Linked DNA regions of Homo sapiens: all the other regions are linked to region 6. Evidence: chromatin loops called from intact Hi-C (ENCODE). Cell type or tissue: IMR-90. All regions are shown on one strand. Region 1 has its middle 76 kb from the start of LINC01991. Region 2 overlaps LPP (LIM domain containing preferred translocation partner in lipoma). Region 3 overlaps LPP (LIM domain containing preferred translocation partner in lipoma). Region 4 has its middle 6.9 kb from the start of TPRG1-AS1. Region 5 has its middle 24 kb from the start of TPRG1. Region 6 overlaps BCL6 (BCL6 transcription repressor). Region 7 has its middle 94 kb from the start of TPRG1-AS1.

Evidence for each region. Hi-C counts contacts between places; a loop is a spot of excess contacts. Peaks named below come from ENCODE experiments on the same cell type or tissue, not always from the same donor. Only the 100,000 strongest peaks of a DNase experiment are listed, where the experiment ranks them.
Region 1: a loop joins it to region 6, with 3 times the contacts of the local background. A loop is called at or near these places in 66 of 110 quality-filtered maps.
Region 2: it touches region 6 in a loop (6-fold over the local background); 29 of 110 quality-filtered maps call a loop at or near these places.
Region 3: a loop joins it to region 6, with 5 times the contacts of the local background. A loop is called at or near these places in 10 of 110 quality-filtered maps.
Region 4: a loop joins it to region 6, with 8 times the contacts of the local background. A loop is called at or near these places in 107 of 110 quality-filtered maps.
Region 5: it touches region 6 in a loop (19-fold over the local background); 89 of 110 quality-filtered maps call a loop at or near these places.
Region 7: a loop joins it to region 6, with 4 times the contacts of the local background. A loop is called at or near these places in 25 of 110 quality-filtered maps.

What each region holds. Positions count from the first base shown.
Region 1 is chr3:188,050,811-188,054,810 of GRCh38, reverse strand. No RefSeq gene overlaps it. Among named protein-coding and RNA genes, the nearest start is that of LINC01991, 76 kb to the right of the region's middle. RefSeq lists an enhancer at 1,644-2,616. In IMR-90, a CTCF peak has its summit at 2,222; no DNase peak of the experiment used is centred here.
Region 2 is chr3:188,592,327-188,596,326 of GRCh38, reverse strand. All of the region lies in intron 6 of LPP (LIM domain containing preferred translocation partner in lipoma), which reads right to left. Among named protein-coding and RNA genes, the nearest start is that of LPP-AS1, 26 kb to the right of the region's middle. In IMR-90, no CTCF peak of the experiment used is centred here; DNase peaks (open chromatin) are centred at 96 and 1,966; H3K27ac peaks cover 1,104 bases.
Region 3 is chr3:188,487,762-188,491,761 of GRCh38, reverse strand. All of the region lies in intron 5 of LPP (LIM domain containing preferred translocation partner in lipoma), which reads right to left. Among named protein-coding and RNA genes, the nearest start is that of LPP-AS1, 79 kb to the left of the region's middle. In IMR-90, no CTCF peak of the experiment used is centred here; DNase peaks (open chromatin) are centred at 271 and 1,541; H3K27ac peaks cover 257 bases.
Region 4 is chr3:188,952,534-188,956,533 of GRCh38, reverse strand. No RefSeq gene overlaps it. Among named protein-coding and RNA genes, the nearest start is that of TPRG1-AS1, 6.9 kb to the right of the region's middle. RefSeq lists a silencer at 1,700-1,994. In IMR-90, a CTCF peak has its summit at 1,731 (motif pointing right); DNase peaks (open chromatin) are centred at 413 and 1,773; H3K27ac peaks cover 290 bases.
Region 5 is chr3:189,146,126-189,150,125 of GRCh38, reverse strand. It overlaps a transcript of TPRG1 not described here. Among named protein-coding and RNA genes, the nearest start is that of TPRG1, 24 kb to the left of the region's middle. In IMR-90, a CTCF peak has its summit at 1,926 (motif pointing right); a DNase peak (open chromatin) is centred at 1,965; H3K27me3 peaks cover 174 bases.
Region 6 is chr3:187,738,457-187,742,456 of GRCh38, reverse strand. The region is part of intron 1 of BCL6 (BCL6 transcription repressor); the gene reads left to right. Among named protein-coding and RNA genes, the nearest start is that of BCL6-AS1, 3.2 kb to the left of the region's middle. RefSeq lists enhancers at 267-766, 767-1,268, 3,361-4,000 and a silencer at 2,684-2,859. In IMR-90, CTCF peaks have their summits at 261, 1,415 (motif pointing left), 2,347 (motif pointing left) and 3,457; DNase peaks (open chromatin) are centred at 206, 1,896, 2,426, 3,416 and 1 weaker place; H3K4me3 peaks cover 3,390 bases; H3K27ac peaks cover 3,448 bases.
Region 7 is chr3:189,039,800-189,043,799 of GRCh38, reverse strand. It overlaps a transcript of TPRG1 not described here. Among named protein-coding and RNA genes, the nearest start is that of TPRG1-AS1, 94 kb to the right of the region's middle. In IMR-90, a CTCF peak has its summit at 2,124 (motif pointing right); no DNase peak of the experiment used is centred here.

The sequences.
Region 1 (4,000 bases), 310 kb before region 6:
TGAAGAGAAACAACTTCCCAAATTCACTCAGCCTGCCCAGAGCCTGCAAGTGGAAAATCCCTTCTCTTTGTACCTAGGAAGGAAGGGGAAGAGAATACAGGGTGACAGAATGGTTCCCTTTGTCTGCTCTCCAGCGTCTTGAAGCAAATCTAATAGGAGTGCCCTAACTCCTCTCGATTTCCTGGAAAGTGATCAGCAATAGTATGGTTGCCAGTGGCCATGAGGGAGCTAGGGTTTGGAGCAAACATTACAGGAAGCTGGAGAGGGAAGCTTTTTCTCTTCTGTACCCAGAAGAACAGCCCAAAGGGAGGAACACTGCCTATGATTAACTAGCTCTTATTTAGGCACAGTATTTTTTTGGTTGATGTCATAACGTACCTTCACTTTCATGGTCTCAGTTGATCTAATTCTTACTGTCTTTGGAAAAGAATGTGAAGGTATCATCGTTCCCATTTTGTAGTGGAGAAAATCGAGGCCGATAAAGACTTGCTTTAAGTTTCACAGTAAGTATCAGAGTTGGTACTAGAGCTTCATCTCCTATGTCCTTGCCCAGTATTACTTAGGCTTCATTTTGCTTCCTGAACAGTCTGCCCTTAGGCATCTAACACAGAAATCTCATTATAATAAAGTATTTTTAGTATTCATGTAACTTAAGCCTTTTGGATGGAGCCCAAGGCAGAACCATCTTATATCCTGAATTTGGCTCTGTGGCAAATAGTGTTAGAACATGGTTCATGATCAACTATGGGTTTCGCTTTACAAACATATCTCTGAAAAACTTCCCTATGTGGACGGAGAACAGGCTAATTTATCTTGGGATAGGAGATTTCTCTTTGAAACAGTTGCTGGGATCCTGGAGAATAGAGGGACAGTCTTACTATAGTACTTAACCGTGCTGAGCTTGCAAATCCCTAACCTGATATTTTTGCAGAATCTCCAATTCAGAAAGATTTGTTTTGGCAGAGACTGAAATTCTTTATTTGGAACTTGAGGTATCCCTGACCCATAAGCATTCGGCTTGACAGATACGCAGTTGCATCCGTCATCACTCTGCCCTAAGCAGGGCAATGGCTGTGGTGAGCAAGAGTAGGGGATCCCGGGTATGGTCTTGAGTTTGTGGCTAACACATGAGATGTGGGGAAAGCTGCTTTTCTTTTAGGGGGCTCAGTTGTTTCAACTGTCATATGTTGAGACAGCATTAATCAGTGGGCTTCAAACTTTTAAAGCCACCAGATTTTTCCCCCCAGAATGCTGTGGGAACCTAGCATGAATAAATAGTAAAAGTGGGACTCACAGCTTCTCCATTTAGCCACTGTATGTCTGTAGGGCCTCTGTGGACTCTAGTATGGCAACATTCGGATACATACCTTTTAGCCCCCAACACTGGGATTCTAAAGATGAGTAATGGCTTAGTGATAGATGTTAACCTCCTGAGGGGTTGCAGTGAGCCTGGAATTCTGGATACAGAACTGGTCAGACAGGGAAAAGGGCTGTAACAGTGTGACAAACAGTAGAATTAGAGTGGAGGGTAGCAAGATAAAGTTTTACATTTCATGGGTTAACAGCACTTTATAGTTTACAAGTATTTGCACTATAGTTGTCTCTTTTGAACTTACGCAACACTGTGTGCTCAGGCATTTGTGCAGCAATCTTTTGTGAAGCTGGATTATGTGCCTGGTACTGTGGGTTGAGCTCATGGACATAAAGAAAGAGGAGAGCATGTGAGCCTGGAGGAGCTCATCATCTTATAGAGGAAACAGGCAGGTAAAGAAATCATTGCAATTGCAAAACAGAAAAGCTGTAAGAGAGGTGCAAACAAATGTTGAGCAGCGAAGTGAAAGCAATGATTCCTTTTTCCTGGGGAGGGGAGGAAGGCATACCTACCGTGGGGCCTGCAGGATGAGTGACCTAGGCAGATAAATACCTAGGTAGAGAAAAACACGTGCACGAAGCAGTGGAGGCCTGTGTGAGCAAGGTGCGTTTGGGGGAAACAGGAAGAGCTAGGGGAAATCTGGCCTTCAAGGTATGGAAAGGCAGTTAAACAGTGAAGTTAACCTGCAGCTTAACTGGGAAGGACTTTGAATACAATGCAAAGAATTTGGACCCCATGGCCATTAGAGCCCCATCTTCCAGATGAGGAAAAGGGCCTTCCCTTCGCACAGGGACAGCCGAAACTGTGACTCCCACGTTCCTTTTGCTACCCTGTGCTGCCTCCAGCAGGCCTGAACCGAGGCAGGCCCTGCGTGGGAGAGGCCTCTGGGCTGTTTATCCTGCGCCAGTGGGGCTAGCTCTGGCAGGGAGTGGAAGTAGGTGAGGTGGGGGCTGTGGAGGAGAGGAGGAGCCTGACAACAAGGGCTACATTCAAGGCCTGCACTGGAGCTGACGAGGAGAATGGAAAGCTACAGTCTGTTGGAGCCATCCAGCCTTGGCAAAGCGGTCGGGGCCTTATAAGGAAATGTTGTTCTCTCCCAGCCGGTGGGGCTGGGATGGAGCCCTGTGCCCACAGGACAGAGCTGCCCTTGTGGTGGTAGGCTGGGGGTGCCACCCGCCCCTCTGCTGTGAGCAGGAGCTGTCAATGGGCCACTTCTGCAGGCTCAGCATTCCCTCTCAGCCCCAGTGTGCGTGTAGCCCCCACCCCTCCACCCCCTCCCACTCCCCATTGCCTTGGGCTGATTGGAGGAAAGGAAAAAAACAAAACAAAACAAAGACTTGGCAAAGTCCCAGGCCTCATTGCTGTTTGATGCCGAATTATTCGGAAAATAGGCTCAGGTCAAATTCTCTCTTTTTCCTGAAGAATGCATGAATAAGGGGATTGCTCTTTGTCCTCCTTCCCTGCCTGGCGCCCGCATCTCTTTTCCTTGTGATCACGAAACTCCCAGCACCCCACACGGCCCAGTGCAGAAAGCAAGAAGCTGAGATGAGTGGGCGGGGGAAGCCTTGTGCTGGTGCCTTTTCCACCTCCCAAGGGTAGAGCAGCAGCCACCGGAATACTCATAGGAGAAGGGTGACTCTCGGACTCCTTACCTGTGCCGGGCAGACCAGAGGGCCAGGGAGAGAGAGATGGGCACAGGGTAAAAACACAGCCTGCCCAGAAAGCAACAGAAAGTGCTCCTTGGGGTGGGCGCGGTGGCTCACGCCTGTAATCCCAGCACTTTGGGAGTCCAAGGAGGGTGGATCACGAGGTCAGGAGTTGGAGACCAGTCTGACCAACATGGTGAAACCCCGTCTCTACTAAAAATACAAAAATTAGTTGGGCGTAGTAGTGTGTGCCTGTAATCCCAGCTACTCAGGAGGCTGAGGCAGGAGAATTGCTTGAACTCGGGAGGCAGAGGTTGCAGTGAGCCCAGATCGCGCCACTGCACTCCAGCCTGGGTGACAGAGCAACAATCTGTCTAAAAAAAAAAAAAAAAAGTGCTCCTTGGGAAAGGACAGTAAGCATTAGTCAGCTCCTGGAAGGAGGGCTTTTCTACAGGGAGTGAGGAGAGATGATTTAAAGCACTGATCCCTAGCAGATCTTTCTGAACTCAAGATTGGGGATAGGAGCAGAAAAGATGCTTAGTGTGGCCTTTTGCTTTGGCTATTCATAGACCCCGTGCATGAAACCCTGGAGCTACAAGGAAGCAGGTTGGCCAGTGCAGCTCCTCACCTAAAGCTGAAATATTTTTACAGCAAGCTTGGCAGACCTTCAGCTAACCAGTGCTCCTCTAGTCATCATGGACTTAGTTCCTCAAGTTAGTCTGTCCCAAACATACAGCTCAACCCAACAAGGAGAAGTAAGTCATGGAAAGCAAGAGGAAACTTCCGTTTCCAAGGAGTTTACCATCCAGAGCAAAGCTACAAGGAGCACACAATAATCCAAACACAAAGAAGAAAGTTATGGCCAGGTGTGGTGGCTCACGACTGTAATCCCAGCACTTTGGGGGGCTGAGGTGGGTGGATCACCTGAGGTCAGGAGTTTGAGACCAGCCTAGCCAACATGGTGAAAACCTGTCTCTACTAA
Region 2 (4,000 bases), 850 kb before region 6:
CTGTACACATCCCTTTATCCCTGTAAAACAAGCTATGAAAGCACATAATGACTAACTGCAGCAAAATTACTCACATTCTAACTTTGCATAATCACTAAAATGGCTCTGGTTTTTTAACCCTCCCCCTTCAACAATTCTGCACTCTTAAAAAAATTTTTTTCAACCACAGCACAAATGGTTACAGCAAACGGGTGTACCAGGCACATCTGCTGCTTCAAAAAGAATTCACTCCCCTGTGCCAAATCCATGTCTATCGGAAGAAATAAAAATAAATTGCGAGCAGGTTCAGCAAATGCCCAGATAAATCCTGTAGTGACCACATGGGTTAGATTCATTTCTGGTAGTCGGTTTGTCCTGAAAAGGGTGAGGCAAAGGAGGGGTGATTTGGAAGCAAGGGACTCTCTCTCTCACGCCTGTCTTTGTCACTCAAGAACTGAATACACAGTTAAGGTAGCTCCCTTCTCGATTTTCTGCACAACTATTTAAAAAATAGGATTGCGTTTATATAATCCCATAGGTGAAGGGCAGTGGGCAACATGTCTTGCAATATATGGACAGTGTCCTTTAAAAACAACAATAATAATGAGAACAACAACAGTCTTAGTTTGAATGGTCCCACAAATAATCTTTCCTATTTTTTCTATTTATATTTCTAACAGCTTTGCTGAAAGCGCCTACTTGATATTTTAGATCATTCAGTGCAGTAGATAACCTAGAATTTGGGGTACTAAAAAATTATGTTTTCTCTTTTCTACACACTATTAGCTGGAAATCTAAGGATGGCTTTTGAAAGAGAGCACCATTATTTTGACCATGGTACAAGGTGACCAAGCTCCATGGCAGAGCAAGGGGAGGGTGGCTAGCCCAAGATCAAGGTGTCAGCACAACTGCTGAAATCCTCATCAGCTGGGGGATACGAATGACTGATGGGGGTTCATTCATTTGGGTCTTATTCCTCCAGTGAAACTTCCTTTTAAAGGTAAAATGAGGAATTAGTTTATTATTCTTCTTTCCTTTTTAAAAGAGCAAACATCAACAAATTCAAAGATAAATATTCTTTGGGACACAATTTTAAATTAGGACAACAAGTACTGAAATTCCTGGGTTCAAACAAATTCACTTATATTGTTTCTTGGGTTTCAATTTCCTCTTTATAAAATTAGGGGATTTGATTGAAAGAATTCAAAGAATTTGGGTAGCTTAAGGTACCTAAGGGACGTTTTTGGGCTCAGATAAATTCTGATACCTAAGGTTCTTTGGAACAGCATATAAACAGAAAAACCTTCTCATTCAAACATTATTTTCATAATTTATCTTTATAAATATCAGGAACTGTAGAGGTAATAGGATACTTAATCCTGTTATGCTATAATGTTTCAGAAAAATAACAGGATATAAATTCATACATATATCATGATAAAAGTCCTATATGTGAATAAGAAAAACAAAACAAAAATTATGAGTGGTAATTATGAGTGGTGTCAATACAGATATTTTGCTCTTTTTTCTCCTTTCATTTTCTTTTATAAAATGAGCATGTATATTTATATTTACAACAAAGTAACTTTATTTACAGAAAAAAATAATCATATCTCCAAATATGTTTTCCTTTCAGAGAACACATTGGATTTTTCCCAAACCACCCAAAACCAAAGAAATATGATGTTTAGTTGGCTCAAAATTTAGACTTCAGATTTCTTTTTGAAAAATGCAATCATTCAGATAGTCATTGAGCATTTACTGATCACTTTCTAATTACCAGGAATGTTGCCAGCTACTGGGTAAAAAGTTACCATTTTTGGCCTCAGTGAATTCAAGTATAGACAGAGAAACAGGCAGAAAACCAGTAGAATTTTTTCAGAATTCCAGAAGTCTTACAAATCCTACTTGGAACACAGCGCTCCACTGCAACCCATTCATTTTTTAAACAGAGAGCTGAGTTCTAGCCAGCTAAAGAACACTGGCTTAAGAGCAGGGAACCAGGGTCCTTTTCATTCCACTCTGAACTGCTGAATTGCTTTAGGCACATTCTTGTCTGTGTGACTCAGTTCCTTCCCCTTCAAGATTCTGGGTAAAAATAATTCTTTATACTTTACATGGGCAGCTGAATTCAAACGTCTTCTCCTAGTCTGTTCTCCCTCTTGATATTCCATGTGTAAGTGCTATGGCCTAGGTAATTCTTACACATTCTTAAGTTTGAGTACCATTGTTCTAAGCTATATAACTCAGGAAGGGGGCCATGTTCTAATATTCCTATCTTCAGCCTTTCATAACACTTAGAACATGGGAGCACTAAGTCTATGCCATAGAAGAGTATCAAAACATCATAGAGCTCTACTTACCATTTGATCCAGCAATCCCACTACTGGGTATCTACCCAGAGGAAAAGAAGTCATTATTCGAAAATGATACTTGCACACGTGTGTTTATAGCAGCACAATTCACAGTAGCAAATCGTGGAACCAACCCAAATGCCCATCAATCAATGAGTGGATAAAGAAACTACGGTGTATACATATACAGTGGAATACTGCTCAGCCATAAAAATGAATGAATTAACAGCATTTGCAATGACCTGGATGAGATTAGAGACTATTATTCTAAGTGAAGTAACTCAGGAATGGGAAACCGAACATCGTATGTTCTCACTGATATGTGGGAGCTAAGCTATGAGGACGCAAAGGCATAAGAATGATACAATGGAGTTTGGGGACTTGAGGGAAAGAGTGGGAGGGGAGCATGGGAAAAAAGACAACAAATATGGTGCAGTGTATACTGCTCAGGTGATGGGTGCACCAGGATCTCACAAATGTCCGTTAAAGAACTTACTAATGTAACCAAATACCACCTATACCCCAATAACTTAGGGAAAAATAAAATTAAAAAAGAAAAAAATTATCAAAGAGCAATGAATGAATGAATATATTAAAGTATGAAATTATTCCTCATTTTCCTCTCTTTACTTAATTTTCTCTATTTAATCTGTGTGTGTGTGAGAGGGAGAGAGAAGAGAGAGAGAGAGCAAGAGTGAACACCTCTATGGGATCTACAACAATTGGAATTATAGAAATAAAGGAACATGATAAGCAGATCAGCTACATCATTATTAGGCAGGAAAAGGAGAGAAAATCACAAGGGAAGAAACACACACACACACACACACACACACACACCAGGCATCAGAGGTGTAATCTATACAGTTATTCATTCTATTCCTAGATTTCTTCATCCAATAACCTAGAAGCAAATAAATAAATGAATCAGAAAAACATACACTTTTCCATGGATACAATTCATGGAATGGTAGGATACAGAATTATTCAAGAAGAATTTTTATTATTGTAAGAGGAGAGTTCAACTTTGTATTCACTGTTTTCATGTTTTTAAATAATGTTTAAATAAAATAATATTATTCATTGTTTCTTAGACTTTTGAGAGAGCTAGGCAAGCCCTCGTGTAAGACAGTGTATTCATTAAAACAATGATACGCCGGGTACAGTGGCTGACACCTGTAATACCAGCGCTTTGGGAGGCCAAGGCAGGCAGATCACCTGGTTAGGAGTTCAAGATCAGCCTGGCCAACATAGTGAAACCCTGTCTCTACTAAAAATATAAAAATTAGCCAGGCGTGGTGGTGGGCACCTGTCATCCCAGCTACTCAGGAGGCTGAGGCAGAATTGCTTGAACCCGAGAGGTGGAGGTTGCAGTGAGCTAAGATAGCCCCACTGCACTCCAGCCTGGGAGAAAGAGTGAGACTCCATTTAAAAAACAAAAACAAAACTAAAAACAGTGATACTCATTGTAGAAAATATGAGAAGTAATAACAAGGTTAATAAAGAAATAAAAAACACTCGTTCAAAACTTTAGTGATAACAACTGTTTTGGTAACTTTATTTTCATGGTTTGTATTTCTATGTATACTTGTATCTGTGTGTAAGTGTGTGTGTGACTGTGTGTATGTGTGTGTGTGTGACTGTGTGCGTGTGTGTTTTGTATAGGT
Region 3 (4,000 bases), 750 kb before region 6:
CAGATGATGATTAAGAGCAAAAAGCAACCAGGAAAACTGTGACATTCGCTTCTAGAAAGTCACAATGACCAGAGCCAGTGACATGCTAAGAGCCTACCCAGCCTTAATAAACACACAATGACCTACATATGTGGACCATAAAAATAGGAGATAATTGCAAAGCAAGCTGCTGCTGCTATTGCTGCTTCTGCTGCTGCTGCTGCTACTGTTGCTGTCAGGGTCACAAACAAGCTACAAATCAACTGGGGTTTGCTGACCCAAAAGGAACTAGGCAAAGGGCCAGGAAGAAATAAGCATCTCAATCATCTCTTTGGTATGTTTTCATGGATCAAGATATCCTTGTATTCTCACCCTTTTGAAAACAAGCATTTTAGAATACATTAAAGCTCTTGCTGACCATGTTGTTTTTGCCCTGGCAACACTGTCCACTACCTCTACTCTTAATCTCCACAGCCGACATCTCTTTTCATACCCAGCCTCCTCCTCCTTTATCACACTAACCGGCAGCAGAAAGACAGACTTTTATGATAAGGTGGTCCAACCCACGTAAAGCCAGTTCAGCTGCCTATTTCTGTGAGTTCATGAATGAATGTGGCCATACTGTAGGTTTGAGTTCCTTATGTCTAAAAATAAAATCCTGTTGTTCTGTACCTGAGACCATGATAGTCCTACATGGAATCACAAGACAAAAATTCCAGTGCCGGCCAGGCGCGGTGGCTCACGCCTGTAATCCCAGCACTTGGGAGGCTGAGGCAGGCGGATCACGAGGTCAGGAGATCGAGACCATCCTGGCTAACACGGTGAAACCTCGTCTCTACTAAAAATAAAAAACTAAAAAAATTAGCCAGGTGTGGTGGTGGGTGCCTGTGGTCCCAGCTACTTGGGAGGCTAAGGCAGGAGAATGGCATGAACCCAGGAGGTAGAGCTTGCAGTGAGCCAAGATCACACCACTGCACTCCAGCCTGGACAACAGAGCGAGACTCTGTCCCAAAAAAAAAAAAAAAAAAAAATTCCAGTGCCAGTTTTGCTAAAACTTGAATTGATTTTCAAATTATCATTGTTAAACTAAACACATAAAATTAGTAAGTAGGAAAATGAGGCCGGGCATGGTGGCTCATACCTGTAATCCTAGCACTTCGTGGGGCCGAGGTGGGCGGATCACCCGAAGTCAGGAGTTCAAGACCAGACTGGCCTGTGTGGCGAAACCCCATCTCTACTAAAAATACAAAAAATTAGCCGGTCTTGGTGGGGCGTGCTTATAAAGTCCCAGCTACTCGGTGGGCTGAGACAGGAGAATCGCTTGAACCCAGGAGGCAGAGGCTGGTCAACAGAGCAAGACTCTGTCTCAAAAAAAAAGAAAAAAGATTATAAGCCACTATTCATCATACACATATATGAGCTTTGAATTGTTTTCACAAGAATAGATGCTCAAGAGCTTTTGGAGGCTGACTTTAAAATAAACAATTTCAGACATTTCTCTACTTTTCCACTAATTCTGGGCATAGCTCATGTTACTCTGTGCTTACTCACTCCTTTGAAAAGTAACATCTTTCAGTAGCTTTACTCATCAACTCCTTGAGACATACAGCACCTATCTCTCTCCTGGCCTGGTCATTCCTCTGACTTTGCATCACTTTTTAAAAGGGGAAAGAAAACCAATATGAGGACATCATAAAGGGACACATTTCTACTCAATAACAAAGAGAAATGTTTAACATTTGAAGTAATCACCAATGGACAAAACCCCTCTGTTTTCTAATGTGGAGGGCCTGGAGTTACATTAGCAAGCCTGGCCATTTTGCAGGACCAAACAGAAAAGGAAAGATGAAAACCAGAGGTATGCAAATACTGAATAGTAGGCAAATGAAAGCAAGCCACAGGACTGGGAAACAAACAGAGAAGCAGAGTTAGAAGTTGTCAACTGGAAGTCACCAAGAAAAGACGAACAAAGATATCATAAAAAGAGGAAGTTAAATATTGAGCCCCTGAATTCAAAGCCATCAGATGTCAGCAGGTAAGTCCCCATGGATCTGAAGGAAGTCTACCAGACAACTCAGAATTGTTTGCATGGGGTTTCCTGCAAGTGCAACATGTTTTGCCTTAATTTATGTTAACAGTATCACTTGGCATCCAACAACAGTTCTGGGGATATCACCCTTATATTTAAAATAATAACAAGCCCCTACAATAAATTGTCAATGGTTTCAGAACAAAGAGTAGGTTCCACAGTTAGAAACACAAGGCCTACCACACTTACTTTGAGCTCTCCTTCCTCTGTGTTTTAATTCTTTTATTTTATTGCTGAAAAATCCACTCACCTATCTGAAAATTAAGGTCCCACCCAGCCATCAAAGTTCAGTTCAATTTAAATTGTTTCTATGAATCCTTCTTGCCTCTCTCCAGTCACAGTTAATTTACTTCCCTCACTCTCCACCACTAACCTAGGACTTAGATTATGCTTCTGATCAATGTATGATGACCAAAGCATAATTTACCATAAAATGACTTAAATGACTGTGTATATGCATCTTCCGAATGTGATTCTGAGTACTGTACTGATCCATCTCCTTATCCTGCAGCACTGCCTCACCTATCATAATTACCCATAAACATTTTGTTATGTAGGAAAAAATTACAAGATTCAAACAATAGAAAGGAACTTGAATGTATTAACTCTAATTCTCTTGCAAGTCCAAAATTCTGAGACACGTGACTTCTTTGTAACTACCTTAAGCAATGTTATATAATACTAATACTTGCCTATGGCCTGGCTGAAAAGAGGAAGAAATTACCAACTGTGGGGTCAGATAAGAATAAAACTAACTGGCCGGGCGCGGTGGATCATGCCTGTAATCCCAGCACTTTGGGAGGCCAAGGCGGGTGGATCACAAGGTCAGGAGTTTGAGACCAACCTGGCCAATATAGTGAAACCCCATCTCTACCGAAAATACAAAAAAATTAGCCAGGCGTGGTGGTGGGTGCCTGTAGTCCCAGCTACTCAGGAGGCTGAGGCAGGAGAATCGCTTGAACCTGGGAGGTGGAGGTTGCAGTGAGCCAAGATCCCGCCACTGCACTCCAGCCTGGGTGACAGAGTGAGACTCTGTATCAAAATAAATAAATAAATAAATAAATAAATAAAACTAACTGACCGTCCCAAGGCTGAGACTCAGAGCATTAAACCTATGATGCCAAGTTTTAAGGCTATAATCACTAGCATATATGTCTACTTACAAGAAGCATTCAATTTACACTGAATGAATGAAGAACAAATGAATTAATAAAGTGATTGCTGAAGTGTCACTACAAACATCACAGGCATGGAGGTCACGTTGATCCTGACAGAAAAGCAAACCAAATCCTTCCCCTGTTTTCCAAGTTGCATCTTCCCACATGAAAATGAGAACTGTTAAACCAAGAATCCTTAAGGCTAAATATTTATTTGCCTTTTTTGAAGAAATAAAAGCTTATAGCATATATCAAAAATTCAGACAGCCAAGCAAAACTCCGGCATCACCTGCTCCTTCCAAATAAAAACGTGTAACCCTCTGCAATGAATCTCAGAGCCTTGAAGTCTGCTAGAGGACTAAAGCAAAACCAAGTTCATGGGCCATCTGGGACAGCAGGAAGAAGGTCAAGGCCAGGAGTCAAGATTTTTCAAATTCAATAAGACCTCTGTCAGAAACCAGAGGATCCATCCCTTCTTGGGTCTCAGTTTCCCCATTTCCAAAAAAAAAAAAAAAAGGAAATTAATTTAGCAAATACTTGAAAGGACTGTAACTAGATGCCTGGCGCCAGAGTTGGACTAAATGATCTCTAAGGTCCCTTTCTGCTCTCAAAATCTTACAACTCTTATAATCACTCTTAGTAGACGTTCTTTTGGCTCTGACCTGAAAATCTGGCTGGAAACATAAACAGTCTTCTGCATAAAAACACACATTTACCAGCTATAATTTGGACTTGGGAACATGAGGTTTTAACCATAGCCGAGAGGAAACTGCGC
Region 4 (4,000 bases), 1.2 Mb before region 6:
TCCACATTGTTCTCACTAAGAACACTTCTTGCTGTCTCTTACTTAGTGCTCCTGCTGGCCTCTGGCTACTTGGGAGAACCATCGGCCTTTTCATTTAAAAAAAAAAAAAAAGTGAAAGTGGGGGATGAAGAAAGAGGGTCCCCTCAAGCTGTAATGAAGCAGTCACTTCCTTGGTCATCTAGACCACTGCGGTGATGGGCTGAAGTTAGCTCAAGAAGCCATCGGCATCTCTCAGTGCAGGTTTTGACATGAAATGGCAACATTCAGGCTTTGTAGAAGAAGCTGAAGGCAGTAAACTCCAAGCCAGAGTAAAAATCAAGTGTGTTCTGATGTGTTGGATCAAAACTTGGGAACCTCATGTGCTCTATCCTACCCCTGATAACAGCTGCAAATGTTTGTTTTTTTTTCTCTAGCATCTGGCCGGCCCATGTGTAAACAGAATGAAGAGTCAGCATGGGGAAAGAATCTGAATGCCCCGTTTCTCAGCCTCTTAAGGATACAGTGAAATGGGACAGGGTCTGAGTTAGGAAACTCTTTGAAATTACACGGAGATTCAGGCAGCAGCTCCCAATGGCACTATAGAATCTCTCACCTATAAGTCCCTTTTTATGCAAGAAAGACAGTTAAACAAAGGTAGTGTTGGGTAGTGGTAAGAACAGTGGATTGAGAATTGGATGACTCAAATTCCAAATGAGGCTCCTATAATAACTGACCGTGAGCCTTTGGGAAGACTATTCTTTCTGGGTCTCATTTCACCATCTGAGTTATAAGATGGCGGAGTCTTCTCTAAGGTTTCATCCAGCTTTACTTTTCAACTTTTTGGCATAATTCTAGCTGTAAAACAGGGGTCTAGGACTAGAATCTACCATATTGCTATGTTTATTCAATAGGTATATTCCTAGCTACTGTTTCTTCCTTTGACTAAATGACACTTTAAAGGTTATATCAACTCCCCCAAATCTTTTATGTCGCTTTACCTTGTCTCAATCCTAAACAACAAGTTAGGACTAACATCAGTGCTAAAGATAGAATTCAACCTATCAATTATTGTTTCTGTTCAAAAGCTAATTATTTAATCAGGGTCTTCCACTTGTTCAAAATTATAAGCAGATTAAGTGCTGAGCATGATTTTTAATGTGAAACATATGACTTTGGTATTCAAATGTACTTTTAAAGTTTTCAATATCTTTTCAATTTCTAAAAAGTAGATCAGAGTAAAATTTTTTTAAAGTAAAGATACTATTAGCTTTGATAAATGAAGTACAAACTAAATAACATATTATGAATTTGTAAATTCATATACAAATATACCTTGAAAGCTAAGTAAAGAATGTTGACTTAATTTAGCAGGCAATGAATGGAAGAAGGTTTCTAACTGAAGGAGTAATTACAATCTGAGACTAGAAACTGAGTTATTCCAAGAAATTACTCTTTGTAACCCAGCAATTAAACCTCTCAAAGAAGGCAGAATTCTTAGTTTTATGCCCATTTCACTGGATTACATTTCCCCTCTTTAAATTCTATTTTTTCACCACATCGTGATCCTCTTAAGAAAAGTTGTCAAAGAAATGGAAATAGAAGGAATGAGAAATAAAAGTCAAGAAGACATTGTAGACTTGATCTGTCTTATTTGGAGCTTGTATTTAAACAGAGGTACTTTTCATCCTTTCAGAGTTCCAGTTGGCCCCACTTCCAAGATGGCTGAGGATGTTGGCTCCTGCTCCATTCCAGCAGAGGGCGCTCTTGGAGCAGGATTGGGGATGGCAGTGGGAAACTGGGAGGACAATCTGAGCCTCATTCACCAGCCACTTAAGTTTGGTGTGAATCTGAGTCCTTCTGGACTGACCTAAAAGACAGCTCATTGGTCCGTGCCTTACAGAATTCTATTCATAGTCTAGTTAAACTCTGATGAAGACCCCATTTTCCAGCTCTACCTTCTCTGCTTACTGTAGAGAAAAAAGTGACTAAATTATCCTCAAGAAATAGAAAATAAGTTAAGAAATGTGACATCTGGGCACGTGCACAGAGGAGCTACTGAGGACTGAGAAATCAGGAAAAGGTTAGCCAAAATAGGTGTGTGTGAGAGATGTCAAAACTGCTTAGCAAAATCGCCTGTCTACTTTCTACCTCGTCTTCCAGAAGGGAATTCATAAATTTTTTTAAAAAGTAGTAGCAATATCATGGGCAGAGCCCAAATAATGACACAAAATGAATCTTGTACAATTGGCCCTTTGTATCCATAGGTTCCACATCCATGAATTCAACCAAGTGTCGATGAAAAATATTTGGAAAAATAAATGGAAGGTTGCATTTGTACTGAACATGTAGAGATTTTCTTGTCATTCTTCCCTAAATAGTACAGTATAACAACGATTGACATAGCATTTACACTGTATTATTATGAGTAATCTAGCAATGATTTAAAGCATATAGGAGGATGTGCGTAGGTTATATGCAAATACTACACCATTTTATATGAGATACTTGAGCATCCCTGGATTTTGGTATCCTCAGAAGATTCTGGAACCAATCCCTCAAGGATACCAAAGGATGACTATACTAGGAATGAATAGCTGAAATCCATAAAGGTTTTTGAGCTCAAGAATGATGTGAGCAAAGCTTAGCAACTGGGTTGCCTAGCAAAAGATTTATCCATTGCAACCCAGGGACTGAGCTCCAACTTGTAGCAAAAAAAAAAAAAAAAAAAACAAAGAGCACCAAGGAGCAGTGGAGATCTGGGCTGTAGCCCTAGCTCCAAGACTTCTTGTCTCTGTGTCTTTGGCCAGGTTCCTTGGGTGCGTCTCTTCAAGCCTCAGTTTCTCTGTCCATCAAGTGTGGGAGCTAAACCACATAACCTGTCAGATTCATTTCATATTTTACATTTTGAGTCTGTGCGTTTGTAGCATATTAGAACAGTAATTTAATTTTTCCTCAGGGAATCCATGGAAGGCAGGTTAAAGGTAGCTGACCATTTATTATGTCATTCTTCAGTGAATAGACATGTCCCTGAGGGAAGAGAAGAGCTCTTCTCAGAGACTTCCAGTCGCATCCTTCCCTCCAATCGACATATGCCCTCCAGTCATGAGCAGTGGGGGTGTGGTGTGGGGCTAAGGGTGAGGAAGAGAGTATCTATTTCTTAGCTGGTTTATGGAATCCAAGGTGGAAGTGGAGTTTGATCAGTCACTCAGTGTAGACTGACTTTGGGGCAAATAGAAAGCGAGCACTAGAAGAAGCTTAAGAGCTCAACTGCTCTTCCCTATCATTTAGTAAATGCTAAAATGTAGATCTCAAGGCCACACAGTAATTGGTAGAATAAACCTGGATTATGGTGTTTTTATAGGCTAAATGTAACCTCCAGCATATAACCTCCTCACTTACTAATCCCTATATCTCTACCAGAACTATTTAGATTTTCTCCTCCTGCTCATCACTAGATTTTTGCACTGCTTAGAGATGATCACAATCTCTTTGATCCTTCTCACACAAAACTTCACCTCATATATAGGAGCAGTAAGGTAATAGTTTCAGTGGAATCTGCTGTCTCTTGTGATGCTCTGAAATTTGGATCTTTTGCCTGAACTAACATCTTAGGAGGGCTTCAGTCAGTTCACCATTCGTAAGTGGATTTATTTCTTCATTTCGTGCACTAACTTGGGTCCAAGTGAACCTTTATTTATTTATTTACTTACTTACTTATTTACATAAACCTACTTGAAAAGATATATGAGGAAGCTTATAATAAAAATCACAAGTATTTTTAAACCCAACTATAAAACAGGAGCACAAATGCAGTTATACTTAAACCTAAGTAGATCCACCCAAATTTTTAATGATTTTTTTTTTACTATATAAGTTCACTGATGAATTTTCCATCTGAAACTTTATATAAAGCAACTTAACAGATGCTATCTTTATAACACCATTATAATAAAGGCTCTTCTATGTACCAATGTTACAGCAAACCTTGGTAAGTGTCGGAGGTGTACTATCAAGTTGTACT
Region 5 (4,000 bases), 1.4 Mb before region 6:
GCAGAACTGCATTTCCATTTGCTGTAATAAAACATAGAACAGCCCCAACTCATTAGTTATAAAGTGTGATATTCTGGGTTATTGTTTATCGAATTTGGCACTGGGTACATCAAAGGACACTGGTCAGTGTGCCCTCAGGAAAATAACAATTAACCTAAGTAAAGCAGGCAAGAGTCGATGCTAAAGTAGTTATTCAACCATGTGGAAAACACTGCGTACATAATCATGTACTGGGAAAAGTCATGCAATGAAAGTTAACATCTTTTTTTTTAAAGGCCTCCAAGAAAAGATGGGGGCTCTGGTTGGAAAGATGTGGCAGATGTCAGCTACCAGATGGCAAGAAGGAGGCAGTTCCGGACACAGGCTCGAAACAGAGAAGTTAGTGTGGGAAAGTGAGAGCAAACTGACCCCACCATGCAGAGAGAGTGGGCAAGGCGTGAGTAAAGACAAGGAACAAGAGAAAGAATGAGAGGAAATGCTGTTTGGTGGGTGGAATTTGTGTTTTGCCTCTAGAAGTGTTGTTCTGAAGAGGGCAGAAGATAACCACGTTGGCTGAAACAAAACAGTCTTTGCCCATCAGGGGACCAGTCACTCTTCATCAGTTCTTAACATCTCTCCTCTGGTGGCAAATGCCATCTAGAAGCTCCATGTCTTCACAGAACAGAAAGTCCTAGAGATCTTGATAACTCAGCCACTCATCAGAAAGCTCTTGAATGCTTTCTCAGAGTGCTGTTCTTGGAATGAAAGCAACAACTTTCGTGCCCTGAGTAAGATCAAACAACTTCTCATAACTCCATCATAGATTATCTGTGCTGCACATATGCTGTAGATACTTAACATGAATTAATACATTAGACAGCATACAGTGATGCTTAACAGACACTGCAGAGATGGCTGCTTTCTATCCACCTCCCTACACGTGTCCGTTAGCAATATAAAGCTAGGGGCCAGGGACCAGGTCATATAGATTGTTTGGGAACGTTAATTTATTAATAAGATAGAGATTACCATAAATGGAATCTTGAGAACAGCGCTGAGATAGAAAAAGATCTAGAACCTACTTTATGGATACCTATGACATAGGAGGGATAGGACGAAGCTGGTGCTAACACCAGAGCAGAGATAGTCACATTAGGTCAAGCAATCGCCCACAGCAGCAGTGTCAAGCAAGAGTCTGCTGAGCCTTAGGCATTACCCAAAGGCATCCGCATGTTCCAGGAACGGGAGAAATGGGATGGTGGAAGTTCTTCGGGCTCTGAATCCCCACTTCTGCTTTGACCAGAAGAACTATGGTTTTATCCATTTCACATAGTGGGTTTCCACAGGTGATTTCAAGTAATGAGAGAGTTCCAAATGTTTGAAAAGCGTGTGTACCGACACTTGTTTTTCATATTGCTTTACCACCCAAATCTGAATCCTTTATATTCTGGCTGTATAATCTAGAGCCGATTCATTGCCTGGGTCAGGCAGTCAAGGCCTCTCATGGTCTGGCTTAAACTTTTCCCAGCCTTTTTTCTATAGCTTCTTGCCATGCTCCTTACTTACCAGCCAGGCTGAACTAACAACTCACACCATGCAATGACCCATGATGTGCCCCTTGTTTAAAATAAACTTTCTCCTCCTTTTTGCCACAGTGCGAGGCATGCTTCCAGACTCAGCTCAAAGGTGGCTTTCCCTAAACTCCCAGAGAGAGGTCCTCTGCTTTGATAACACTCGGCACCTTTTCTTAAAATAGTACTTATTCAGTTGTAACCACGTGTTGGGCATGTCCGTTTCTTCCATTAGACTGTGAGCCCTTTGCAGCCAGGAACTGTGTTTTATACGTTGCTGTTTTGCTGAAGACTAGGAGTTGCCTGGCCCCTTCTAAGTTTAGAGTAAACTTTAAACTTTCCCATTAAAACGACAGTGACCAGTAGTGCCCACCAGATGGCAGTGTGTGGACATTTTTGCTTACCAATCAGGAGGGAGCAGAAAGGTTTTATAGCAACTTGCCTTTCATCTTTGTCCTTGCAGACAAACAAATCCTACAAACACCAAGACTTTTGACTGGGCAGAATTCACATCTGTGAATCAGAACCTTAGGCAGCCTTGTATTCCCTATATGCTGCTACTTTTTGAAAACACTCCTCTCGAAGATTGAGAAAGGATTATGCTGTTTGTGTTCCAAGACAGAGAAACTTAGGTTTGAATTTTATCTTCACAAGTGCAAGGTGACCATCTTTTCAGCACTTGGGAAGAACGACCACCCACATCCACTGACTGCTGGCGTCTGCTGAAGTTCCTTAACCTCCTGCCCACCCCCATCTGCCAGACTCAAGCAACAAGCAAAAGTCAGCCACGCATTCCATGCTTGCTTTTAAAATCACTATCTCCCCTGGGTTCCACTGGACAGCACTGTGCTTTTCAGGCCGGAGACCTACAGGTCACTTTTCCCTCTCTTCCAGGATAGAACTTAGAGGTACGCCCTAGCCTCCTTACCTGTGGGCCTGGGATGGTCTCTGGAACTTCTTAGAAGCAAAGGGGCTTCCAAATGGAAGACATCCTAGTCGAAAGGAAAAACAAAAAGAAACATCCCAGTGGGTCTCCCAGACGATACAAAACATTCAAAGGCAAGAAGAGTCTCAATTTCCACTTCTTTTCTGCCTCCGACATGGCTATTTTGTAATTTCCTCTGCTCTCTAACCAAGTGTTGCGTCTGCTGGTGTAGTAGTGCTACAGGTAGAGAGCAGGGAGGGGTGGCTGCCATATCCACCTGCATCCACAATGCTCCAGGTCCTCTAAACTCATCCTACCCCTATGGATTTTCTCTTTCTCCACTGCTAGAGCAGAGGTTATATTAGAATGTGAGGCCGAAAGATTCTGGAGAGCTCAGCTTCTTTTAACTAAGCAAGTCTCTTTTAATTCACAGGGAATCTCAAGGGTCTACCCTGGAGATGGGATCACTGGATAACTCTTCCCTCCTCTTCCTTCTGTAGATAGTGTAGTGGTTAAGACTCAGGCTCTGGAGTCAAACAGACCGGGGTTCAAATCCCAGCTGTGTCACTCCCTGAATCTATGACCTTGGATGAGTTACTTAGCCTCTCCAAATCTTAAATTCTTTATCAATAAATGGAGAAAATACATGTGGACCCCAGAGGGGACGCTGTGCAGATTAAATGATAAGGCAGGAAAAGTGTTTAGTGCAGTACCTGTGTCCATATACTAAATAATAGCATTAGCATTTGCAGAAGTACTGTGGAAAAGGCACAACTCTCTAGAAATGATTCTTGGTGTTACATTCAGCCCAGCTTTGGAAACCTCTAAGAACCAAACACCTCTTCCTAAATCATGCCAAAACTCATCTTTTAAATGAGATGCATATTGCTTTCATTTAATTACTTTTTTATTTATTAGCATTTATTTAGTATGTAAACTGTGGATAGCTCAGGGTAAGCAGTGAAGATACAAGAATATATAAAACATGGTCTCTGCCCTCAAGGAACTTGTAGTGTGTTGAGGAGATGCATCCACAGCAATTATAATATGGGGGATCAGTGCTCTAACATGGGTATGTACAAGATACAACAGACAGAGTGGGAAGGCGTCTTGAGTCCCTGACACTCTGTACAGGGCATTGCAGGTCCTTGCCTTCCTGGAAAAGTCTACTCCCAACAACATTTGTTTTTTTGAGAATCCATTATGATGTCTCATACGTCTAACCTTGACACTGGCTACTCTCTTTAAATGGAATATCTGCCTGGAAAATTCCTAGTAATTGTCTAAGTCTTCCTCAGATCCCTCAGAGAGACTTACGGGCGCCTTCTCTTCCTAACTGTGACCTAACTGAAGGTGGAGGTCACATCTTTATCCTTTGGCCACCAGCATTTAACTCACTGCCCAACATGAAACTGATCTTTAGTCACGGCAATGCATAAACAAAGCTTTAATACATTCATCATGCAACCAACACTGCCTGGTTTTTCAGTACAGGGAAAACCAGCTGATGTGATGAAGGGTCTCC
Region 6 (4,000 bases):
GTTTTGAAGGGTTTTATACCAATGCTTTCTTGAAAAGACTAACTTATTCTGGGTTTGGTGGATAGGGATGGGACTCTAAATGCTTAAGTTGTCGTTTGCTGAGCCCTTGAAGAGTTCCAGTTATTGGTTGAGTAAATGGTAGCCACGGCTAGATGTCAAAACCCTTCCTTCCCTCTATCCCCTACAGGGTAATGACACTCACAACCCACTTTGTTGTGAAAAACTTAAGAGATATAGAGGAGGCGGTGCAGCAGCGCCACCCCTCGGTGGGTGAAACTATTGGCAAAAGTCAATTTTTGAAAAATATTGGGAAGTGAACTTATGAAACATTTTTCCCCCAGAGATTTAAAAAAAATAGGGGAGATAAAACTAACGGATAAAAAGGACTTTGAAGTTTATCAAGTAGGGAAGAAAAATGTTGCTTTCCAACTAGGATGGTGTTATAATAGGCAACGTGGTTCTAAGGTTTTTTTTTTTGGTGGGGGGAGGGTGCCTGGTTGATTTTAAGTAGAAGAGTTCTCCAGGCGGAGGTAGCCCGGCCTTCCCCTTGGATTGACTTCTCAGGGCATCTTAATTCTGCTGCCTGTCTGATACCGAGATAGTGAGGGATGTTTTGGTGTAAAACACCATAGTGGCTGGAAATGCTGTAGTTTTGCCGGCGGTGGCAGGACGTATGTGTAGGGGGTGTGTTGAGGAGGTTTGTGGATGGCGTGGAGCAATGGTAGGCTGGTCTGTAGCCCTCTGTGAATCAACATCGAATGGCGCGTGCCGGTTTCCAGCACTGCGCAACAAGTGGGACCGCCGCTGCCGCCGCGAGCACAGCGAGGGTGCAGCGTGGTGGCAGAACTGGCTGGTTTCTCTTTGCCCCAGTGGAAACCAGGAACGGCCCCTCCCAACCCTCCCGATGTCCACTCCGAGACCCACAACTTCACCAAAAGACCATACCCGACTCCCCACTCCCCCGCTTTGCCAGGCGCAGTGAGCCTGAGTGGGATCCAGCACTCGGCCCCCAGCGCCCCTTTCCTCCGAGAAGATCAGGAGTTTATTCCCGACTTTCTTTGCTGGATGACCAGTGTTTGGCAAGAATCTCTGCCAATACTGTCGAGTGCCATTCTGCCTTTTGAAGACAAGTGCACCTTCTTTCCCTTCCCAGTACATAAAGCTTTTCGGAGGCTGGGGGAGAAATCAACTTATGATACATGAAACCAGCTCCAGATACCGCGTTGTGGTTGCTAGAGGCGGGAGCATCGGGAGGAACGGAATTACATACACTAAATTAAATGTTTTCTAGCTTTGCTTTTAGAGGCAATCACACCCCCAACCCTCGCCCCCACCAGACAGAAAATAAAGAGGGGCGGGTAGGGATCGGTGTGGAAGCTGCGGCCGCGCGGCGATTCTCGGACGGGCTGGCCTGCCACCTAGCGGTGGGCTGAGATCGAGTTCGCGGCCATGGGCGGTGGGCTCGCCGTTCCACCTCCCGGGCGGCGGTACCCTGACCAGATGCTAGGACTGACAGAAGGAGGGCACCCTCCAATGGGGATGGCATACAACCTCCAAAGTTTTGGCAAGAGGGATGAAAATCAGAAAGGCCTCGCTGCTTGCCCATCACTCAGCGATGAGCATCTATTTGCACTAAGAAAAACCACAAATAACCCGCTTCGAACACACCATCTTCCTGTCCCTGTGGCCCCTCTTAGGGGAAGTCGGTAGTGGAAGGATGCCACCTAGGAGCTCAGGGGCTTTGGGACGTACAACTCTGTTTTGCAGTTGAGGAAACAGGCCCGACGAGGAGGCTTGTTAGTGGTGAGTTAGTGACTTAACCAGGACCAGATTTTAAGCTTCTGAATTTCATGTCAGTGACTGAAAGCCAAAGGCGGGTTTATCTCAGCTCCTTAGAAGTATTTATGAGAAAGGAGCGGCTGCCAGAACCATGAGTTTAACCTCTTAGGTCACCTTTGTTGCCAGTGTTCATTGGAAACCGCTCCCCAGCAGTCTTGGAGGATTTTTTTTAAAGAAAATATGGCCTAAGATTTTCGGTAATGACACGAAAAGCCCAGATGGTGCTGAAGGGTGTGGGTCTCGGAGCTCGGGGGTTTGCGTGTTAAGAGGGGGGTTAAGGCCTGGACCAAAGACTTGCAGGGCGAGCCTCGATTCTGAAATCGCTCTCTTCCCCTTCCTAACATCCTCTGCATAGTAGCCTGGCGAGAAACCGGGTGTGTGTGTGTGAGGGGGTGGGGGTCATGTGGATAGGCCAGAATTTGTGCCACAACAGTTCCTCCGTAAAGTTTTCTTTCTCCGAGCTCGTGACTTAAGATGGCAAACGCGCGTCCGCATGCTGGCGGCCCCTAGCGGCAGCAGGCGCGCTCTGCAGGGGGAGACAGCGCCGTCGCCCCCGCCCGGGTCGGCGGGGATCGAGTTCGGCCCCTCCCACTGCGGGAGCCGTCGGAGGCCGCGTCGGAGAAACGCGCCTCTGTTCGGACTGGAAACGAATCTGGGAACGAGTTTGAAGCGCGGTCAAGTTTGACTCATCGCTTTCCAAGGACAGTTAGTGCCTTCCATCTTCATTAACGTGAATAAGGACCTTGGCTGACTTCTTTCCAGATCGGATTTTTAAAGGCATTGTTTGCTTGAGGAGATCATGCTTCTCCCCTCCCCCGCCAGCCTTTTTGCAAAGGCTGAGCCCAGTCCAGCCAGGACGGCCGAGGGATCTCTGCTCCGGGACGCGATTTGCTGGCATTGTCTTCGGGCCCTTCTGGAAGGCTGTCTCGCGCTGAGCGTATGGGGAACGTCCCTTCTGCAACTCCTCTTCAGATCTTGATGATAAAACACATCCCTCTGTTTTATTGCATTTCCTAGAAGCTTGCAGGCTTGCAAGAGCACTGTTGGCAGGAAACGTGATAGAAATGAAAGTCAGGACACAATGTCCCCGAACACCTCGGTTATCCAAAGCGGCTGTCGAGGCCATCGCGTTATCAAATTCGCTTTTATTTACTGTCGTCTCCTGCACCCTCCCGTTCCCCAGCCAAGAGGGCGAAGAGTGTTTTCCCCCAAGAATAAAAACAGCTCCGCGATTTGACCTCACCCCCTGCCGCCGGACCACGGTGGTGTCTGCAGCCGTGCAGCTAGTTGGCTGAAACACTGCTGAGACCGGGAGCCCCACGGCAGGGCCCCTGATGCGGGGTTCACTACGGCAGTTGCAGCCTTATTAAAATTCCTTGTCCTTGTCCCTAAACAGTGCTTTACACTTTCAGATTTCCCTTTGGATTTTTCAGCGGGTTATTGGAGTTATTAGATTACCAATAATCCAACAGCCTCTGTAGCCTCTCTGGCTGGAGAGGAGGGGGGAAGGGCGGAAGGCATTCTCCAAATCGGGAGGCTCTGGCCAAACTAGGTCAATGGGAAGGAGGGGAGGGGCGAGAAAGGGGTTGACGGTTTCAAACCTTGATGGAGGGCTCTCTCTAGCGTTAGGCAGCGGTAAAAACACCATTCGGTTTGAGCTCCCGGAACCACGGGACTCCTAATTTCCAATAAATGCACTTACTTCATTTTAACTTCCCAGATTCTCATCCCTACCCCTTATTAAATCCCAACCGTCTCTTTCACCTTTATCCCACCGGGCGAAGGGGTGAGAAAGCCTCAATGTAGGATTTTGAGGCCAAAGGCTCGTTCTTTGCAGACCGACTCTGACCCTTCCGCTTGCCGCAGAAGGGATGAGCGGCGCAGTGTGACGCCACTGGCTAGTTTTAGGACCAGACTGCGGCCTTTGTGGCTGAGTCTTTCGCTGTCCCCTAGCCCCCGAAAGCGCACCCCGGAGCCTGCTACCGAGACCAATTAGGACATGGCACCCGGGGGTTATAATTCCCGGGAGGGCCACAGGAAGGCGAGGCAACTTTGGAGAGTGCCAGTGCGCGCGCAGGGGTCGGGGCCCCGGCCTTTGCCGAGTCCAAGCTGTGTCTCTACGGTTTCGGGGAAATCGGATTCGGAAATCCTTACGGCTTGG
Region 7 (4,000 bases), 1.3 Mb before region 6:
GATCACAACCCAACTACTAGTTTTAAACAGTGATTCAACCACTAGCCCCAAGCAGAAATGCCAATGTCACCGTGCCCTCCTTCAATTCAAGAGTGGGTGTCATAGAATTCCAGTGCCATCGCAGTGCCTAAATTGAGGTGGTGTCAATATATACAAGCCAGTCTCTGAAGGGAGTTGTCGCCCAAAAAATTGTAATGGAGTTAAGCAGACGATTGGCTTTTATGACAGTCTGCTTCTTAGTAAGTCAACAAATTGTTCTTCCATCAGGGGTGAAAATATGAAAAATAAAGAGAACACTTAATGTCACAGAAGGTCAGATCCCATAAAGGGCCTGCATGATATGCAGTCCAACCTTGTCATTTGTGTGAATGGAAAAACTGAGGGCTAAGAAAGAAACATCTTGCACGAGGTCACAGAGAAAGTCAGTGGAAGTGTTGAAAGCATCTCCACAATCTGACACTCCTCATTCCAAGCCTCAGGGTCTTTGCAATACCCTTTAAACCGTACTCTTTAATCTGTATCCCCATCATGTTGTTTCCCCAAAGAAAGAATTTTATGTTTATTAAAACTCAGGCACCATGAGGCCCTATGTTCAAGCCAATATTTTGTGGTTTAGATTCATCTTTCGGTTTGGATTCAATCTATATATAGTTTTCCTTCTATTTTTTGAACAGGGCCCATTTAATTGTGACCTTGTGAAACAAGGTGAAAGTAGAAAGGCCTTATAGTTAGCAGATCCCATAGTGTTCTCCTTTGCTTTACAAAATATTTGGAGAATAAACAATGGGTGAACAGTGTGGTCATTGTCTCTGGTTACAAACGGTGACAGGCACCGGGCTTACTCTAGCTTGTTTCAGCTGTCTCCTTTATGGAGGTCTTTGGGTTGAGACCAGGGTTTCCTTGACAGCTCTTCTGGTGAGCCACCACGCAACCTCCTGCTTGTAGCTCTTCCTTCCTATGGACCTCAGTTTCCTCATCCATAAAATAAGGTTCCTCCCAGCCTTAGCAGATTACATGTTGTTATATGATGATTTATCTCAATGCCTAAAGAAACTATTTAGCTTTCCATTGTGTAGCATACTTTTCTTCAAGCATGATTGAGTTCATTTTCATGAGGGATCATCAAGTATGCCTCAAGCAGCTGAGATACAATATAAAGAAGCAGTGAGAAGACCTGGGTTGGTGAGCCAACTCTGACCCCTGCTAGCCCAGAGATCCACACAACCTCTCCAGGACTCTATTTGTTCATCTGAAGATACAACGTCTTCCTCCTTCCTCTTCATTCAAAAAGTATTTCTTGAAAATCCATAATTAACCAGGATTGGCATGAGATTTTTGAAACATAACAGATACCTAAGTAACCTATAAATTATTAAACATCTTATAGATAGAAAATGTTATCAATATTTTACTCACCTCTGACATAAAGCTTATTATACACCTAGCAGATCAGGATGACCCAAAGAGGGATAAAACACAAGGTAAGATACTAGAAAAATAAAATTAACCAAAAAAGCTGAAATTGGAAAAGAAATATATTCTTGATAGTTCAAAAAAGGACGTTAAGGTTGTCATTATAGCTAAAAGTTTATCTTTCTTTGACTTTTTAATACTTGTTTTATAATTTCAGATTTTTTTTTAATTTCTAAAATTGAGGATATTTTCATTGTTCAATGTTTAGGGCTTCTTAAGGACCTAACCTTAAGAAGATAGGTCAATTCCCATCAACATGTGTTTACAGAGCTCCCCAATGATTCAGAAACAAGCTGCTAACATTGGCATTAACAATACAGAAGCATCCTAAGGCTGGAGGTAGGGAAGTTGATTTTCATATCAGAATCCAAATTATTGGGTGAGGCTCAAGCAATGGCCTGAGATGGTATTTTGAGAGCAAGAGAAGGCAGTGTCTAGTTGTATATTTTACGTTCAACATCCTAAGGAAATAAACAGTTCTGCAGCAACAGGGACAGCTCAGCATCTGAGTCTGAGGCCTTTGTGCATGGCAGTTTCAGAATCTGCTGGGGTTTTCCCCAACCCTTCGCCTCCACTTGAAAGCAGATCTAAGGGCAAGCTGGTCTCTCAAAAAGAAATCACATTCTCTCCTGCCACCAGAGGGCCCCATCACCAGGTAACATGGCAGAAAATTGCTGGCATCTGAGTAAAGGGCTAAGACTAGGAAGCTTGTTCCACCTCCCCACATGGGGTGAGAAGGGAAGCCATGAGTGCCTTGCCCATGCCCCATGTGCAGTTTTGCTTTGCTCCCTAATTAGAAACAATAATATCTCCCACACATTGAGTGCTTACTTAATCACAATAGTCCTGTGAAGTACGTGCTAAAGAGGCTCAGAGTTGTTAAATAATCTGCCCAAAGCATACAGCCAGAAAGGGAAGAGCCAGGATTTGAATCCGAGACTCTCTGATTTCAAAGTTCAGATTCTTAGTTGCAATACTATATTTTTCCTGTTACTTGAATAACTCAAGCAGCTTTTAGTTTATCATTTGGGACCTAGAGGTGAGTTTAAGGAATGCAATGACCATGCTACATGAGAATCCAGCTTATGAAATGATCCTCTTTCTAGGGGGAGGTGGGCTCCTTCCAACTTAGCAAGAAGGAAGCAAAGAATTGGGAGCAATAAGGAAAGAGGAAGTAGAGGAGCCTAGCGACATCCTAAAATGGCTGTGGCTCAGGGGTTCCCTGATTCTGTTTCCTTTCACCAAATCTAGAGCTGTGATGTTATCCAGGCTAAAGTGCAAAGGCACCCTGGTTCAAGATGCAGGTGCTCTCAGCCTAAAATGGAAACAGTCAGGGAAAGACCAGAAGACTGTGGAGGGGCGACCAGGGCTGAACAGGCTTGAGGAGCCTCTTGGGAAGTAAGTCAATCTAAGGAATAGCTGCCAAAGCCCAGGCAGAGATGCCTGAAAAGTGCCTCTGAGCAATAGAGGAAGAATGACACTGAGGACCACCCTTTGACTCATCTCGTGGCTCAGTCCCTAGGGACTTGTGCCCAAATCATGGGGAAAGAAAACAACCTGGATGGAATGTTTTACCCATCGTTTCTTTAAGACTTTGAGAGTAAGGGATCATACCACTGTGGGACCAGTGTAACAGACAATGGTACAAGGTTGGGAGAAAGGGGTTTTTTCCATTGCAGAAGATATGAGCAGAAGTAGCACCAGTATCAGGGGGCAAGAACAGCAGTACTCTTAATGGTGGACAGAATGGCATTGTGCTCCCACTGAGAGATGCCAAGAGCCTTAGCCACAGCAGGAAGCCAAGCAATGGCCTGAGGTGGTATTTTGAGAGCAAGAGAAGACAGAACCCTTGGTATAACTCTCTTGGCACCATCCATGGGGAATACCACCAGCAGCAACAGTGATGAAACTACCAGGGAAACAAACATTTTGGCAACCAAAACTGAGGAGGCTTATTTGTCCATCATGTATACCTCTGGGAATACCTGTAAATAACTAGGAGGATGGCTAAAGAAGGGATAGAAGTTCAATATTTCGCTGTTTTCCTAAATGTCTAAGGAGTCATAAAAGTCTATTTAATTTTCATTAAGATTAATTCACTTTCATTAAAATTCGTTTCTTTCATCTACCACAATGAGGCCATTCAAGAGAAAACATGACTTATAAAAAATGTAACCCCCAAATTTGGAGTTTAGTGGAGGCAAGCTAGGTCCAAGAGTTATAACCTGGCCCTAGGGTGTCAGGGAGGCAGCTTTCCAGGCATAGCCTCTATAGAAAGAGCTTACATAACTCCCTTAAGGAAGGAGTAATGTATCTTAAAGTAATGGATCAATGGTCTGGTTCCAGTAGATTCTTGAGGTTTACATATAAGGAAATGCATGTTTGTAGGAAGAATTCCATAGCAGACTGGAGCTGTGTTACTTAACTTTAGAGGCTACTTCTAGCTCCAATGTTCTGTTGCTCTTTGAAAAGTCAAAAAAAAAAATAGGAGTGAGAAGAAGATATCAGAATGATCTCCTTTCCAAGG